Regions from separate parts of the Homo sapiens genome. Here regions 1, 2, 3, 4 and 6 are each linked to region 5. Evidence: chromatin contacts called from ENCODE Hi-C data. All regions are on one chromosome and are shown on one strand. Each heading gives the region's core, a stretch centred on a gene start or an enhancer-like site at or near the end of the contact. The rest is flanking DNA. Distances are from core to core; before and after follow the strand shown. Region 1 overlaps MRPS27 (mitochondrial ribosomal protein S27). Region 2 holds the start of ZFYVE16 (zinc finger FYVE-type containing 16). Region 3 holds the start of TENT2 (terminal nucleotidyltransferase 2). Region 4 holds the start of ARSB (arylsulfatase B). Region 5 holds the start of CERT1 (ceramide transporter 1). Region 6 holds the start of HOMER1 (homer scaffold protein 1).

What was found. A loop is a pair of places that touch in the nucleus more often than their neighbours do. Pooled maps may share reads with other maps.
Region 1: a map of naive thymus-derived CD4-positive, alpha-beta T cell shows a loop between it and region 5 (10-fold over the local background). The contact joins the enhancer-like site here to the promoter of CERT1 in region 5. A Hi-C loop is called at or near these places in 2 of 168 maps with a recorded cell type or tissue (CD4-positive, alpha-beta T cell and naive thymus-derived CD4-positive, alpha-beta T cell), 2 of 37 single-sample maps with no recorded cell type and 8 of 50 pooled maps.
Region 2: a loop to region 5 is called in a map of CD8-positive, alpha-beta T cell, with 24 times the contacts of the local background. The contact joins the promoter of ZFYVE16 here to the promoter of CERT1 in region 5. A Hi-C loop is called at or near these places in 2 of 168 maps with a recorded cell type or tissue (CD8-positive, alpha-beta T cell and naive thymus-derived CD4-positive, alpha-beta T cell) and 12 of 50 pooled maps.
Region 3: a map of CD4-positive, alpha-beta T cell shows a loop between it and region 5 (7-fold over the local background). The contact joins the promoter of TENT2 here to the promoter of CERT1 in region 5. A Hi-C loop is called at or near these places in 4 of 168 maps with a recorded cell type or tissue (B cell, CD4-positive, alpha-beta T cell, CD4-positive, alpha-beta memory T cell and 1 more) and 9 of 50 pooled maps.
Region 4: a loop to region 5 is called in a map of B cell, with 10 times the contacts of the local background. The contact joins the promoter of ARSB here to the promoter of CERT1 in region 5. A Hi-C loop is called at or near these places in 3 of 168 maps with a recorded cell type or tissue (B cell and naive thymus-derived CD4-positive, alpha-beta T cell) and 10 of 50 pooled maps.
Region 6: a map of CD4-positive, alpha-beta T cell shows a loop between it and region 5 (6-fold over the local background). The contact joins the promoter of HOMER1 here to the promoter of CERT1 in region 5. A Hi-C loop is called at or near these places in 2 of 168 maps with a recorded cell type or tissue (CD4-positive, alpha-beta T cell and CD8-positive, alpha-beta T cell) and 6 of 50 pooled maps.

What each region holds. Positions count from the first base shown.
Region 1 is chr5:72,303,898-72,306,597 of GRCh38, forward strand. The region is part of intron 2 of MRPS27 (mitochondrial ribosomal protein S27); the gene reads right to left. Among named protein-coding and RNA genes, the nearest start is that of MRPS27, 15 kb to the right of the region's middle. Within about 2 kb of position 1,419, at least 2 of the 41 ENCODE cell types and tissues checked have a DNase peak (open chromatin) inside an H3K27ac peak, as active enhancers do.
Region 2 is chr5:80,406,764-80,409,463 of GRCh38, forward strand. ZFYVE16 (zinc finger FYVE-type containing 16) reads left to right here and starts at 1,301. Exons shown (of 19, transcript NM_001284236.3): 1 at 1,301-1,390. RefSeq lists an enhancer at 1,263-2,061 and a silencer at 1,782-1,901.
Region 3 is chr5:79,611,042-79,613,741 of GRCh38, forward strand. TENT2 (terminal nucleotidyltransferase 2) reads left to right here and starts at 1,400. Exons shown (of 15, transcript NM_001114394.3): 1 at 1,400-2,034. It overlaps LOC124901014 (a long non-coding RNA gene), which reads right to left and starts at 1,296. Exons shown (of 2, transcript XR_007058840.1): 1 at 1,101-1,296; 2 at 430-979. RefSeq lists an enhancer at 1,005-2,204.
Region 4 is chr5:78,983,881-78,986,580 of GRCh38, forward strand. It overlaps ARSB (arylsulfatase B), which reads right to left and starts at 1,430. Exons shown (of 8, transcript NM_000046.5): 1 at 1,057-1,430. The coding sequence starts at 1,368. RefSeq lists a silencer at 753-1,612.
Region 5 is chr5:75,510,269-75,512,968 of GRCh38, forward strand. It overlaps CERT1 (ceramide transporter 1), which reads right to left and starts at 1,361. Exons shown (of 17, transcript NM_001379029.1): 1 at 844-1,361. The coding sequence starts at 939. It overlaps POLK (DNA polymerase kappa), which reads left to right and starts at 1,623. Exons shown (of 15, transcript NM_016218.6): 1 at 1,623-1,646. RefSeq lists enhancers at 718-787, 1,538-1,917.
Region 6 is chr5:79,512,708-79,515,407 of GRCh38, forward strand. HOMER1 (homer scaffold protein 1) reads right to left here and starts at 1,427. Exons shown (of 9, transcript NM_004272.5): 1 at 63-1,427. The coding sequence starts at 67. RefSeq lists a silencer at 1,000-1,709 and enhancers at 1,704-2,251, 1,960-2,149.

The DNA.
Region 1 (2,700 bases), core at 169-2,668, 3.2 Mb before region 5:
AAAAAAAAGATAAGGGCGAAATGAAGACATTTTTGGACAAACAAAAACAGAAAATGTATTAGCAACAAATACTAAAGGAAATTTTTAGAACTCAATAAAATTGGTTAAATTGGGGGGGAACTGACTGTTTAAAATAATGTTATATGTGTTTTAAAGGATAAAACTTTATTATTAGACAAGAGCATATGGTTAGATGTGTGTGTGTGGACCTAAGGTGTCCTAAAGGATAGTAGAGTGTGATGAGCATTACAATTTAAGCTAGATATGCATTTTAGAAGTTAAAGGGCAACAATCTCTAAAAAAGTAGAGGATATAATCTCCAGACCAGTGGAGGGGAAAAAAACGTAAAAAACAAAAACAATCCAAAAGTAAAAATCAATCCAAAAATAAAAAATAAAGAAAAAAAAGAAAGATGAAACCAATCACAAAATGTGACAGAAATAAATCCAATTATATTGGTAATCATGAAATGATAATGTAAATAGACGAAATTTTCTAGTTAAAAGATAATGATTGTCAGATTGGTTAAAAATATAAAAGCTAGCTATATAAATCATATAAACACAGAAGAGTTGAAAATTATTAAAAACACACTAGGAAGCCAAAATAAAGCTGGTACAGTTGTATTAATATCAGACACAATAGATTACAGGCAAAAAGCAGTTTTATAGATTATGTGGGTCACTACATAATGACCAAAAATTCATTTTGCCAAGATAATTTTAACCTGGTGCACACCAAAGTAACACAGCTTCACAGTACATAACCACAAAATCTGTAGTACAGATGTGTTGAAAAACAAGCCTCTTAAAAAAGAGTGTGGTCTCTGGGGCAAAGTTGTGATAATGAAGGTCACTGAAGAAAAATATGAATCCTTTATTGAATCCTTCTAGCTTCAGGTGAGAAATGGTTTCAGTTTTTCTTTTCTACATAACTGCACATTACTGTTAACCTTTCAGGCAACACTAAACTCTTTCTGGGCTTATGGTCATCTGCATACCTTACCTAATTTATATAATAAAGAAACAGGTACAGATTATTATTGTCCTTCCTAGAAGAACTGATCTTGAAAAATACAGGCTGAAACTGTTTTTGTTTCCCACATTTTAAAAGAAAAACGAGGACACATGACATATATCATGCATTGAATATACAGAAGGAAGTATGGAAAACTAGCCTAGCAACCAATTTGGACATAGATTTTTAGACTTCCTTCTATTTGTCTGTCACCAGAAGCTTTAACATAAATAAATCCAATAAAGGAAAAACATGAAATCAAGCTTTGTGTACATATATATTAATGAGACTAAAGAACGGTGATGTGCACAAGTCAGACCCATCTCTAGAACTTGGCAAATATGGAAACTGGAAAATGAATAGATGCCACAGAGATGCAAATACAGAACTGACAAAAGTTAAGAAAGCAGACTTCAGAAAATCTCCATCAGGCCTCAAGAGCAGGATCTGAAATATTCATGCAAAAAGCCAAAGGCCTCTACAGCTGAAATGACACAGCAAAACTAAATCTCAGCTAAAATGGAAGAAGTGTCTGTAAGAGACAGACCTGAATGCAAATGTGTCAAGGAAATACTCTTTGGATTCAAAAAGGAGGTTCTCCAAAAACAAACCAACAGAAAACAAACCAACAAACCAAGAGAAACCAACACAAACAAGCAAAACAGTAACCCAAACCAAAATGTGTCCTATACTTTGTGATGTGAAAAATCACAAATAAAATATTTAATCCAGTAGGGCTCATGAATCCTGAATTCAGCTCAAGTCACCTGAGTGCTCGCTCCTTGTCAGAAAGACTCAAGAAAACTTCCTCTCATGGAACTCAAGGAGCTTCCCCATGAGGCCTGCCCTCCTACCAACACCCTACCCAGTTCCCCAGTGGTTTTCTCCTGAGTCCTGTTCACAGTGGATCCTATTCTGTTAACTAGTAAATGTTGATAACTTTTACCCTGTACCTCCCCAACAAATCAGCAAGTTAGTGGAGGAATTCCAGAGACAATGCTTTAACTCAGTGTTTATTTTAGCCAAAGGGAAGCCCAGTACAGAAACAATCAAAAGTTGAAATCTGATTGAAGTAGGAAAGCCCAGGGCTCTACAGAGCACAGTTGAACTATGGCCCTATCAATAAAAGTATCAACAGCAATGGATTAAAATGTCTCAATTATTTAAATCTATGAGTTCTTAATGACATTTTAAGAAGTCCTCATTCATCATTTTTGCAAGTTATTTTGAAAGCTAACTCATATACAAACTATTTCAGGGTAAGTAAACTGTTGATGAATGGAAGTTCTGTCATAAAAATTTCCTAGATAATAAATGAAAAGAAATGATAAAATTTAAACAGCAATAGTATGCAGCTTCAAATGAAATAACAAATCTAAGTAAAGATCATGAATGGCCTTTAACTTCGCAGAGGGGCAATCAAATGCTGTGTGCTTACTGACACAAGTAAACACTTACTATGAAGTATTTATACCAAAAGACAAAATAAAAAGTCCTGAATCTGATCAAGCCCCTTTCTCCAACTACCAGTTTCACAAGACATATGGAAGGCAGAGGAGCACGCTAAACACCACAATAAGGATGAAATCAGCAAATCTAGAATGTGGGAAACTCCAAAAAAGACCTGTTTTGTTCAATAAATAAATTGCAAAAAACTTACAAACTAAGATAGTTGAGACAACT
Region 2 (2,700 bases), core at 51-2,550, 4.9 Mb after region 5:
AACTCCTGACTTCAGGTGATCCGCCTGCCTCGGCCTCCCAAAGTGCTGGGGTTACAGGCGTGAGCCACTGCGCCCGGCCAATTCTTGCGATTTTTGAAAGATCAGTATGAACTGTGAGCTGTTTAACCTTTGAGGAACTGCTTTTTCCCTGTATCTGTCTGTATCTGATCCCACATGTATGTCTCTTCCCTTGTTTTTATTTTTTATTTTTTTAGAGACACGGTCTGGTTCTGTTGCTCAGGCTGGAATGCAGTGTTGCCATCAGAGCTCACTGCAGCCTTGACCTCCTGGGCTTAAGTGATCCTCCCACTTCAGACTCCCAGCCAGTAGCTGGGACTACAGGCACGCGCCAACACGCCTGGCTAATTTTTTCATTTTCATTTTTAGTAGAGACAGGGTCTTGCTATGTTGCCCAGGCCTGTCTGGAACTCTTGACTTCAAGCGATCCTCCCGCCTCGGCCTCCCAAAGTGCTGGGATGACAGGCGTGAGCCACCGCGCCGGGTCTCATTTAAATTTATAGGAAACTTGTGGTAAAAATAGCAAAACTCAACAAGCAAATATACATCAAGTGAGTGACATTTTATTTCTACATCAGATAAGTCAGCTTTTGCTTTTAGACAGGGAGACAGCTGTTCTACCAGCTGCTTTAAAATAAAAATGCAGAACTAACGCAGCGAAGGGAAGGAAAGTGTGGCTGGGAATGTCCAGTCAGCTGGAGGGGCTTGGAGCTCGGCGTTGGCTGGGAGCATTTTTATTGCTGCCGGGAGGAGGAAGGGGAAGCGGGGGAAGCGGGGGAGGCGGGGGGGCAGCGTGTTGTAAAATCAGTTTGAAGTAAACAAAAAGTTATGTTTTCCGAGGGGCCAGCAGCGCGGAGAGCAGGCCTAGCCCGCTGCCGGGAAGGCGGGTCTGTCCAGTAGAGACCGGAACGCCGCGCAGGCTCAGCAAAGGGCTAAGGCTGGAGCCGGGGAAGCTGCCTCTAGGTTAGCGAAGGGTAAAGGAAGTCAGACACTGACGCGAGTGGCCTCCCGATCCCGCAGTCGAGTGGAGAACCGAGTCCCGACCTAAGGTCGAATCATCAGGCGTCCCCGTCACCCAACAACCCACTCAGGCACTTCCGGTAAGAAATCTAGTGCCCTTGGCTCGGAACCTGCGTCGTAGTGCGCAAGCGCCCCGGGCCTGGAGACGGCCGCGGATGCCGAGGGAGGGGGCGTGTGAGCCGAAGAGGAAAGCGTCCTCTGCGCCTGCGCTCTCTGCGCTGCCCGGTGGGGCGGGGAAAGAAGCCCTGAGCCGGGATCTGGCACTCCCAGGACTCCCGGCCGGGGTAGCTCTTCACTCCTCAGCGCGACGTCGTGTCGAGTTCCCAAAAAGCTCCGCAGGGGCTGTAGGGAGGTAAGAGCCCCCCGTGACCGGTCGTCTCGGCCTCCCCTCAGCCCTGCTGTTCCCACAGGGGGGCGGGGTGACCGCTGGACCCGCCGACCTGGGCGCTGGGTCTGGCCCTCTTCCTCTGGGGACAGAGCCTGGGCCCCGACCGATTCCTTTTCCGAGCCCCCGGAGCTGGCCGGGGAACCCTGGCCCTCCAATCTGATGTCCCCTCCTGGAGCCTGAAGGGCCAGACCGGACTGGACCGGGAGGGCAATCACGGCGGCTGTTTGCCCGGTTCCCCGCTCCCGGGCCGCCGGAGTGTTCGGCGCTCCTGGGGGAGAGACCCCAGCGGACGGAGGGAGAAGCGCCCTGGCGCCGCCGTCCCGCCTGGGGAGGGGCTGCGACTGCGGAGGGGACTGTGGTTCTTCAGGAGTGGCAGAGGCTCGGTCCCCGCAGAGGAGTCTCATCGCCGCCGGTGCTCTCGCACTGTCCATTCCCGCACCCATGCATTTTCTCTTGGTTAGAGACCAGAAGGATGCAGTGGCCGTCTTTCCCGCTGCCTTTCCTTTGGTACTTTTGAGAACTCCAAAAGAGGACCTTATTTTTAACTCTTATTTGTACTATCGTGATTGCAAATATTATGTTCCAGACTAAGGATGTTCTTTCTTATTAGTTTGACTTGTATGAAAACCAGTCCATACATTTGATATTAAGTTAATCTTTTCAATTCAAAAAATAGGCACTTTGTTGATTCAATCAGATTCCTCCATTTATTCACTTGAGCTTGTCGTCTCTTGAGTTGGCGGGAGTTTAATGGTTTAATCCAGTAGAACTATATATAATTTTTCGCCTAATTTCTTCCTTTTTTTCCTCTCCTGGATATTAAACCGCATGCTTAGTGGCAAAAATTGAAAAAATAGAATAAAGAATAAGGAAAAATGATCAATCATAATTCCACCATGTAATAGTAATCAATTACTTATAATATTTTGACTTTTTTCCTTTGAGTCTTTTTTTCCCCTGTGCATTTTCTTGAGATGAGATTTTATATCGTTGGATTGTCTGCTTTCCTTGATTTAAATTACGTTGTAAGCATTTCCCCATGTTTTTAAAAAGCTTCATAAAAATGACTTCTTGATTATACATGAGCAAAGTATCTTTTGAAACAGTTATATTACAGATAAAGCCAAATCCGCATTAATTATCCTCAATCATAATGTTACATGATAGAATAGTGCTACAGTTCATTTAACATTATGATTGGGGATAATTACGCTTAAAAATTATTGAGGACCAATAGAGTTTTTGGTTCCTAATGCTGCAGTATATTTACCATT
Region 3 (2,700 bases), core at 150-2,649, 4.1 Mb after region 5:
CTCCACATTTGCAGACCAACACTTACAAAAAACCCATGGTCAAAAAAAGAAAGCAATAGGGAAATTACAAAGTATTTTGAAATGAAGGAAAATGAAAATACAATATATCAAAATATGTGGAATGTAGCTAAAACAGTATAGAGGGACACTTATCACACCAAATGCCTGTACAAACAAGAGACATCTAAAATTAATGGTCATCAGTTTCTGAGTTAAGAAACTAGAGAAACAAAACAAGAAATTTAAAAATTAAAAAATAGCAGAGTAAAGGAAACAATAAACATAAGAGCAGAAATCAATAAAATAGAAAACAGAAAACCAGTAGAGAAAATCCAAGAAAGCAAAAACGGGCTTTGAGATTTGAGATCCGTAAACCGAGAAGCCCCTCACCAGATCGATCAGAAAAAAAGATGACACACAAATTACCAATTTCAGAACCTGAGGGGTCAGATTTTATAGACATTAAGTGGACAATAAAGGAATACAGCTAACAGATTTGCATTATTAAACAATTTAGACATTTCTACAAATTATTAAAGCTCACTCAAGAGGCGATATCAATAAATATTTGTTGAATTAGTGAATACCAGCTATTACTATGGGCAAGGCGCTAAGTCCAGGCTTTAGAGAGAAAGAAAGCATTTTTTTTTTTTTTTTTTTTTGAGACAAAGTCTTGCTCTGTCGCCCAGGCTGGAGTGCTGTGGCACGATCTCGGCTCACTGCAACCTCCGCCTCCCGGGTTCAAGCGATTCGCCAGCCTCAGCCTCTTGAGTAGCGGGGTTACAGGCGCACGCCACCAAGCTCGGCTAATTTTTGTATTTTTAGTAAAGATGGGGTTTCACCATGTTGGCCAGGCTGGTCTCGAACTCCTGACCTCGTGATCCGCCCGCCTCAGCCTCCCAAAGTGCTAGGATTACAGGGGTGAGCCACCGCGTCCGGCCAAAGAAAGCATTTTCCTTCCAAAGAAGCTCTCAGGTTACTGGAGGGGCAAAAGAACAGATAAAGTTTAATGTTGCTCCGGGGGAGAAGATTAGGGGAACACTGGTTAAAGAAAGGCTTCTCTGGGGACAAGTCACTCGGCCAACACACGAAGGACCCACAGAAAACGTCTGTTACAGCTAGAACGGCTGCACGTGAGTTCAGGCAAGGGGCCCAGAAGTGGCCCTCCGGCGACTGCCTGCTCCACCCCTCTTAGTGCAGTCCTAACCCTTTCCCAACTTGTGCTGGCAGCAGTTAAGAAACTCCTTTCAAATCCGGCTGTCTTGCGCCTGCGCATTCAAGCAAAGCGCTCATAGGCGGGGTGGGGGGGGTGGGGGGGGTTGGGGGGTGGGGGGGGTTGGGGGGTGGGAGGGAGGCGGCCACCGGAAGTGTGACCTTTCGCTCCCCGCTGCCTATTCTCATCCGGGGTCACGTCGGTCTTCCGGGTGTCTTTGACAGGGTTTTCTACGCCGCTTTTTCGGCGACTTTTTGCTCTTCCGCTTTTTGCCACCGCCCCCAACCTTCTATATCCTTGCAGCCCCTACCTTTTCTTGTGTTGCTCCTCCCCTGGCAGCCGTGAGGGGGGTTAGATCTCAGCCGGAGCCGGAGCTGGGCCTAGCTGTCCCACGGGCCACCACTACCTCCTTTGGTTCGGGAGAAAGCTACGACCAAGTACGCCCAGCTCGGGCCTTAGAACTTCTGAACGGGCAGTGCGGGTAGGCCCTGCTTAGCCCTTCCCGGAGGACACCTGTGAGTTTAGGGGGTTTCGGAGAGGAACGCAGCAGTGTAGGCCCAGGTCGGCGGCGGGGCACGGGAAACTTTTCCGAAACGGTAGCGTTTTGTTTTGCGTGGGAGGTTCCAGCAGTATCTCTTGGTTATTCCAAATTTATGGGCGGCATCTGGGCTGCTGTACATTTTGAAGAATCTTAGGACCGCTTACTTTGCTTACTCGTTTTCTATTCCTCGCGTACTGCCTCGTCCACCACTCCAGGACCAAAAGAGGAAGATAGTCTTGGGACCCTTGCATGGTGTTTCAAAGGGTGGTGAAGAACTAAGGTACGTAGCTGGATTAATTAAAAAATTTAAAAGGCATTTATCTTTTAAGCCTTAATTAAATGGCATGAAATTGCTTCAGCTTTTCACTTTATAGGAAAATGCACAGGTTAAGACTGTTGTGTGCGTTTCTTTTCTTGTTCAGCCTTTGTAGAAAAGCTCTTCGTCTCTCAAGGTGAGAACACGAAAGGCTTATATGTCTCAAAACTTATGGATTCTCTAAATTACTTGTCTTATCTCTTTCAACTCTTTGTTTAAAGTAGCAGATATTTTTCATTAGGGTGAACAGAGAAGAAACAAAGGGAAACTGTAAAACACAAGCTAAATAACACATGTGCAGTGTATGATTTTGTGAAGAAAGAGATTGTAACTGATTACTAAATCTGTGTTTTTATATTACAGGTAACATAGTAACTTTTGTAAATATCTTCATATTGTATGGTTCAGTACCACCAGGCTTCTAACACGTACTGATTAACAGCCATAAGGCTATTAATTTATACTGATTAATAGCCAGTAATAGTGACGTTACTTTGTTGGTGTGAATAGCCCTAATTATGTCTGTTCTGGAAATGTCCTGTAACAGGTTCCATGTGAAATAGGCCGTTTATGAGTTGTTTAAGAAATGCCCATTTGGAGCCATGTGACTAGATTATTTTTTTGAACACT
Region 4 (2,700 bases), core at 180-2,679, 3.5 Mb after region 5:
GCACAGTAAGCTCAAAATATTTTTGTTGAGTAAACAGCATATGTACTCTGTGAAGGCATGCAGGTGGTATCCAACAGTTCCCATTTACTGTATTTAATATGGTCATAATAACTTCAGGGTCTTAGAAATATGACAATCGTATTCAGATTGAGGGGAAAAAAGGCCAATTTCATAAGCCCGGGACGACCAGTGGATGCAGGAAAAGCACAACGGACACTGCCTTGACCACTTTCTAGCTGTGCGATTCTTATGCCAACGAGCCTTTACAGGCTTCCTGCCTCGTCTGTAAAACGGGGTAAAAACAACTACCTCATGCACTGTTTCAATAATTCACTTTAAAAACAACAAAGTGCTATGCAAATGTTCTTGATATTCTTAGCCATCTAACATCTATGCACGCTCTACATTTATATTTCCTTCGTTAACTGTGGAGCCGTTCCTAAAGGGAAGCTTTTAAAGCGATAATGAAGATGCTCAGAAGAGTTCAATACAAGGTTACATGTGAAAGGAATGTCAGCAGCCTAAGAAAAATCAACCTAGCATCAGGTTTCATTCCAGGGGTGTTGAGAACCTGGAAAAAAATAATCTTTGGTGGGACACTCCTAACCTATCACCGCTGGGTTCCCACGGGCCAGGGTCGCACCCACGGCGAGCACCCCTTCATTTTACCTCTCCCCTCGTCTTTGCTCCCAGCCCACGCCCTCCCCAGCCTCCCACCTCAGGACCGCTCCGCCTGCCGGCCGCGGCGCCCAGCACCCGGCATTCCCATAAACCCCTTCGCCCGGAGCTTCAGAAAACGAAAGACAAAGCCACCCGCCCAACCCGGCGGCCGGGGCGCGGGTCCGCGGGGCGCCAGAGCCGGGCATGCGCAGAGGCCGCGGCGGGCTGCCGGCCTGGAAGAGCGAGGTTGGGGCGAGAAGCCGCCGGGACCCATAACTGGGTCGGCGGTCCGAGCCCCGCCTGCCAGCGCCCGCGGCCTCAAGGGCCGGGTAGGAGCGGCAGGGCGCCGGCGAAAGGCGGGGCGGGGGCGGCGCGGGCGGCGGGGGCGCCGCGTACCTGGTAGCGGCCAGTGAGCAGCTGGCTCCGCGACGGCGTGCACAGCGGCTGCGTGTAGTAGTTGTCCAGGAGCACCCCGCCGGCCGCCAGCGCGTCCAGGTGCGGCGTGCGGATGCGGGAGCCGTGGAAGCCGACGTCGTTCCAGCCTAGGTCGTCTGCCAGCAAGAAGACCAGGTGGGGCGGCCGGCTGGCCCCGGCGCCCGAGCCCGGCGGCGCCAACAACAGCAGCAGCAGCAGCGGGAGGACGACGGGGAGGAGCAGCCGCCGAGGTCCGGGGCCTCGGGGCAAGCTCGCCGCGCCGCGCGGACCCATCCTTGTCCGCCCGCGGTCCCAGCGCCTGTGGCGCCACCAGCCCCTTGTACCGCTGATAGAATGAGGAACTGGGCTGCCGGGGCCTGCTCCGCCCCGGCGCGGGACGGCACCCCCAGCGGGCCGTGGGCTTGCGAGGCCGGGCGCTCGGCCCCCGCCGCCTCCGACCCGGGCCCCCGGCTGCTGTGGCGGAGGAGGAGCCAGAGACGAACCCGCGGGCGCCCGCTGCCCGGCTTCTTGGAAACTCAGCTGACGCTTGGAGGGCACCAAGGCCCGTTATCTTCCCCGGCAATTAAATTTGCACTGTGGTTTCCTAAAAAAAAAAGATGTGTTCTTTAATAACGCTTCACAATTTACAAAGCATCTTCACAGCCCGCGTCTCCTGTAAAGCCTGCAACAACTCTGACAGTTAGACATTATAATTAGTGCCAATTTTTCATAAGAAAAAAGCTTATAAATGGTTAAACCTCTGACTCAGATCCTGAACCATGATGTCTAGCTAGCAAGTCATTTCTAGCACAAGAGCCCAGCCTGTGGCAGGTGGGAGGACGGTGAAAAGGCAGAGGTCTAAATAGCCTTTCACATTCATTTATGCGTAGTGTACACCCATGAAGCCGCTTCCTCCCCACTAGCAAACAGGAGGCCAAACACACAGTCTGATTGCACGGTGCCCTTTGGAAGGTGCGGTTACTTTCAAGTTGCCCTGGGAGGATTTGGAGTGTTGCGTGGTCATTGAATAAATAGCTCATTCGCTTGTCCGGATATGACCCCACTCAGAGCTGGCTCCCCCACTAAGCAGTGACACTAAGAAGCACACAGTATCTAGTTAGCCTGAAATATCTGAGTGGAAGGAAAAAATCCTTTAGTCACGTGCTTATTGAATTAGGAAGTTAGCCGTATGACCAGTAGATTCCCGTTGCCATCCAGACTTTCTGTCTACTCTGTCTGGAGATATTATAGTTGTTAACAGGTGTAGGGGAAAATTTTTGCATTGCCTAGAGACCATACCCTTCCAGGTTGAGTCTGATTCCGTGGAAGTTGTTTACAACTTTATAAGTTATAGATAAATAACAATGGAAAATAATTCTTATTTATATATACACAAATGAACTTTATCCAGCGGAGTAGCAATCCTTCCCCTCCACCACTACCAAGGAAAACAGTTTCACCTCCGCTTGCATATTTATTTTAGTATTCCTGATCTGTTCTTTGGATTGTCCTTTGAATTGGTTTTAACACCTTACCAATTTCCTTATTAATGAGTTAAATAAAATCATGTATTCACTTTTATATTTGTATGAGGGTCATGATTTTACCTTTTTTTCCCCAAGAATC
Region 5 (2,700 bases), core at 111-2,610:
AATCTTCTTACAGCAAAAACTTAAAAAAAAAATCCCCACAACTATGTAATATCAAGAGATCATCCACCTGCAGTCCTATAATGACTGCTTTGCTAAAATTTTGATACAGGGATTTTAAAAAATATATAAAAGATAAAACATCTTTTCCTTACCCTCGACCCCTTACCGCAAAAATATTTTATTATTAAGTAATGCTCTTCCTGGACTAAAGATCAGTCTCCATTCTCACATGTTCCAAGTTACTATGAATATTTCCTGTACCCATCATGTGCCGATTCAATATCTCTATTCTGAACTAAGGTACAGGGTGAGGGAGAAAGTCCTCCACATTCATCTGTCTCACTACATCTAACCTAGCAGAATTCAACACCTCAAATTTCAACACCAAGCTGAGTCGCTCCAGCTTCTGTCGAAAGAGTTGCGTCCGCAGTGCCCCCCAACCTACTCGGCTTGGCATCCTCAGAGAGACCAACCTCTTTTAAGAGGTCCGACTTGAACCGCTCCCATGCCCAGTCGTTCGGACACCGCTGAAGCCCAACCCGGATTCCTTACACCCGGGACAGCTGCCGCCCTAAGTCCCAAGTCACGGCGCGCATCTGGCCTCCCAAACTGGATCTCAGGTTTATACACCCTTTCCCTGGTCCTCGGCTGCCCCCGACGAGCCCCCGGGCAACAAGGACAGTGCCCCTATATCCCCGCCTCATCCCTAGTCGCTGCAGCAACACTCAGCCTCGCACCCCGGCACGTTCCGCGCCTCCCGCCAGCCCCACCCCACCGCCTCAGCGGATTGCCTCGCTGCAGGTGAGTCTGGCCAGGGGTCCCTTGGCACCAGGGGTTGCTCACCTTACTGAGGACCCCGCAGCGCTCCACAGGCGGCCCAGACTCCGTCTCTGGATCCTCCTCCGAGCCCGACGAGTTCCAGCTCTGATTATCCGACATGGAGGCTCGACAACCGAGCAGGAGACCGGCCCCCGCTCCCTCAGCTGCGCCGGAGGAGGCGCCCAGTCCTCGGGGTGAAGGGTCGGGGGATGGCGAAGCGAAGAGTGCCCGCTCCGGTGTGGGGGGGAGCAGGAGGAGGGACGAAGTCCGCCCGCCGCGCCGCCGCCGCGCCTGACACCGAGCGGAGCGAGGAAGGAGGACGAGCGGTGAAGGAAGCCTACCCTTCCAGCCGTCAGCCGCCGCCGCCGTCGCCGTGACCCCTGCGTTGCGCCCGGCGCTGCCACCCGAACTTAGCCCCCTCGATGCCAATTTCAAATAGGGAAGGAAAAGGGAAAAGAAGGGAAGAGAAAATCCGGCCGCTGAGTCCCGCGTCCACTCACACCTCCGCTACCGCCGCCATCTTCCTGCCTGGCCCACTATTTACCCTCCCCTCCCCTGTCCTTTCCCCTCCCCTTCGTCCTCCCATTCTCCCCCACTACTCCCCGCCCCGTCCCCCTCCCGGCGTCTGACGCGACACGCCGAGCCTTCGGGATCCTCCTCCCGAACCCTACCTCCGGCTCTCCCGGGTGACGACGGGTAGAAAAGCAGGAGGAGCGGAGAAAGGAGAGGGCGGGGTAGGGATGCAGCTGTGCTGCATTCTGGGAAGGGCGTTGGTCCGTCGCTCGCGCAGCCTCCTGGGAGTTGTAGTCGCGATCCTGAGGTAACGGGTGAGTATCCCGCGCGGGGATCGCTTGTCCCCTTGGGGCCTTGTCAGTCGGTGGGTGGGCTTCGTTTGACAGTTGCGTGACCAGCCCCTCGGCCTCGCTTCTATCCTTGCCTTGTGTGTTTATGACGAACCCTCCGGGCTTGCGGGCCCAGACGTGAGAGAGCTTTCCGCTGAAGATGACGGGCCTGCTTTCCAGGGCGGCTTGTCGAAAGCCCGGGAGCATCTGGCCGCTTCCGCCTCAACCATGGGCTGGGGTTTTGTGAGCTACTAGTGCCAAGGGTTTTCTTTCCACCAGACCACCGCTGTAAATCTCGAGGGTCTTACTCATTAGAAGTTAGAATTCACATTTGACGTTTAAAGGAAGAATTTCCTTAGTACCTTCTCACAAGCACGCACTTCGCATTTTTAGATTTCTAGAGTTTGCTTTGTAGAAAGTAATTTTGAGGTTGTCAGAGAATAAATGACGTTAGAAAGGTTTTTAAAGTAAAACAAGAATGTGAGATGATAGCCTGGGATTTTCTCTTGGTTGTAAATGAATATCTTACTGAGAACCACGTTAACCATGCCTGCCCCTCAAAGATAGGAAAGGTTGGATATATAGAAACTTTCTCGTATTAGAAATACCGAAGTGCAGTGGTTTTGTGTGTACAAGGGATTAGGCAATAGGAGGCTATTTTTGTTTTAAGACTAGGGTTGAATTAGCAGAAAGACCAATAGAAGATCTAACAACTCTTGTCAGTTGTCAAGGATAACTTTGATTATGAGACTTTGACTTTGTAGCTTCAGTAATTTCCTCTCGTTAGCTATTTTAATATAGTCGATTTCCTTGTAATTGCCAAGAGTAAAATTTGTTATTAAACCTTAGAAAGAGTACTTTCTTACTACAAGGATGGGACGATAGGAGCGAAATTTCGAGTCTAAGGGAAAACGCTGGCCGAGTGTGGTGGCTCACGCCTGTAATCCCAGCACTTCGGGAGGCCGAGGTGGGTGGATCACCTGAGGCCGGGAGTTTGAGACCAGCCTGGGCAACAAGGTAAAACCCCGTCTCTACTAAA
Region 6 (2,700 bases), core at 177-2,676, 4.0 Mb after region 5:
ACCGCTCAATAATACACATACATAAACAGATTCGAAGCTGTGTTAAGCACAAAAATCCTTACCCCATTTTGCCCAATGAAAACTTGCTCTGAAGTTTCAGCTCTTATGCTACGGAATAACTTCCAAAGGAATTTCTCCGTCTGCTATTTCGCAGTTGCTTTTCCACCCCCACCCCCAGATCCTTGTCCGGAGGTATTTCAAGGATGCTGCCAATTCAATTAGTTCTCTTAGGTAAAATGATTTCTCTCTTGTAAATACCAAAACGTTCAAACAGAGGCGGCATTTGCTTATTCGAGTTAAAATGCTTTGCGGAGGAGACAGCGATCAACTCTATTCCACAAAATGAGTCTACAAGTAGGGAAATGCAGAATCCGGCTTCACCGAGTCCTATAAAAAATGAGTTCGCTGGTCATTTCACTCATGTCCTCCTCGACACTCAGGGAGAGCCAGGTAACTCGGCCTTTTCGGAGCTAAGGCTGCGGGTTCAAATTTCTCCACCACACCAGGTCTCCGGGGGTGGAGCGAGCAACCAAACGCGACGTGCACGTGAATAAAAATCCCAAAAGCAGTAATGCCACGGCTTCCCTGCGCTCACATTAGGAAAAAAACTACACAGGAAAATCTCCTCGAAGTGCAAACCCGGCAGCTCGCAACCTGCACGGCACTCCACATTGGAATCTGTCTTTTTAAATGTTTCTCCTCCTAAGACTCGGAGCAGAGAAGAGGTGGGGAGGACGAAGAGAAGGCTAGGCAGGATCGATTCATTCTCCCGAAGAGAATAAACGGAGCCATTTCCAGGCTGGCAGCAGGCTGGGGGCGCAGCGCACGCCGGAGAGCTGGAGGAGGGGACCCGATCCCACCTCCCTCAGCCCCTTCCCGCCCCCCGCCGCCGAGCACAATGGAGCCCGGCTGGTGCCCGGCCCTTCATTCGCGGCTGCCCCCTCTTCCCTCCTCTCTTCAGAGCACAGCGGGTCTGAGGCTCCCGTCGGCGGAGAATGAATGAATCACAGAGCCAAGCCCCACGCTTCCACTGGCACCCTGCCCCCAGCTCCAGGGCGGGCGAAAGGGGCCGAAGGGTCGACGGGCGCCTGCCCGAGCCAAGGCGGGAGGCTAAGCCCGCGTTGGGGCCAGGAGAGCTGGGCTCGAAGCCGAAGCGCAGCCGCCGCTCCAGCGCCCCCACCCCTACTCCTCGTCTCTCACGCTCCGCGCCGCCGCCACGCGCCGCCTCACATTCCCCGGGCCCCGCCGCCGCCTCTTCACACTTCCATCAGCGCCCGCCTCCGGCTACCGCCGGGCAGAGCAGCGCCAGCCCCGGCGGCCTGAAGCCTGCCGCTGCCTCCGCCTCCGCCGGCCGGCCGGCTGGCAGAGAAGAGGGTGCTGCTTTCCCGGTCAGCGCCGCCGGCGTGAAGCTAGCGCGGCGGCAGAGTGGGCTGCGGGGGGCGGGAAGGGGGCGGAGAGAACGGGGAGCGAGGGCGGTCCCTCCCTCTGCTCGCGGGAAGGGACGGGAGGCGGTGGCCGCCGCGGAGCCGCGGCCGGGGGCTGGGGCGCGGACTGGTCCCGGGAGCCCGACGGGCCTTGCGAGCAGCGGGCCGCGGGAGAAAGCAGCAGCCGCAAGGCGGCGGAGAGGCTGATGGTGGGGGGCCGAGCGGCCCTCGTGGGGAGCTGGGCCGGCGGCAGGCCCTCAGTCCGTTCGTCCTTCTTTTCCCCCCTCCCCTAGAGGCTGGCGGCTGGCTGGCCGTGCGCTCTGCTCCTCCTCTGGCTCTTGGCCCCGCTCCCGACCGCCACAGCCTCCTCCGCGCCCCACACCAGGTGCTCGCGCTGTGTCTCCATCCTCCCCGCAGGAGGACCTTTAAATAGCAACGTCAGCGCGCTTCTCTCCGCACACACGTCACCCGCAGCTCACGTCACCGAGGTGCGGGGGATGATGTCACGCGGCCGGAAGTACTGCTAAATTAGGGAAGGAGCAGGGGGAGGAGGACTCGGCGAGCTCCTGTGTGCCCACCTGCTCTCACTTCTCCTTAAAGGCCAAAGCACAGGAGACAGCCCGAGAGGAGCTCGAACAAGGAAGCGGCGGGAGGAGGAGATTTCCTTGCAACAAATGTGCCAAACCTGAGTGAATCATTCGTAGCAAAAGTGCAGTGTCAAGCGGGTAATAGCCTATCTCCCACTCCCACCGCTATTGCAGCAGCACCCCCGGGCTTCTCTTGTCCTGACTAGCAGGGAAATGTGGGAGGGAGAGCCTGATCACACTGCTGGTAGATGTGCTTCCAACAGGACTTCGGAAAAATCACCTAAATTTTCAATTATAGAGTGCCATTCTGGACATAGTCGACTTTTAAACTTTTTGTTAGTGGTTACCTGAAACACGAAAGAATAAAGAGCAGAGCAATAAGCAAACGAAATAATGTTATAAAGGATAGTAATTTTATTTGCAAAATAGCAGTTTTGACATAGGAAAATGAGTCAATCTTAGTTCACGTATAGCAAATGCCAGTGTGTCCTCTCAGTTTCTCTTCATCAAGAATATGAGTTCCATGACACTTGGCTCCAGCCAGTAAAACAAGAAAGAGAAAAAGTATATGGGTTTCAGTCTGTGGAATTTAAATTAAAATTTAAAAATTAAAAATAAGAAAGAGCACCAAATCCTTTTTCATTAACACAAGCATATTTTCGTCTTCTTTAGTTTTGACCACATAATAT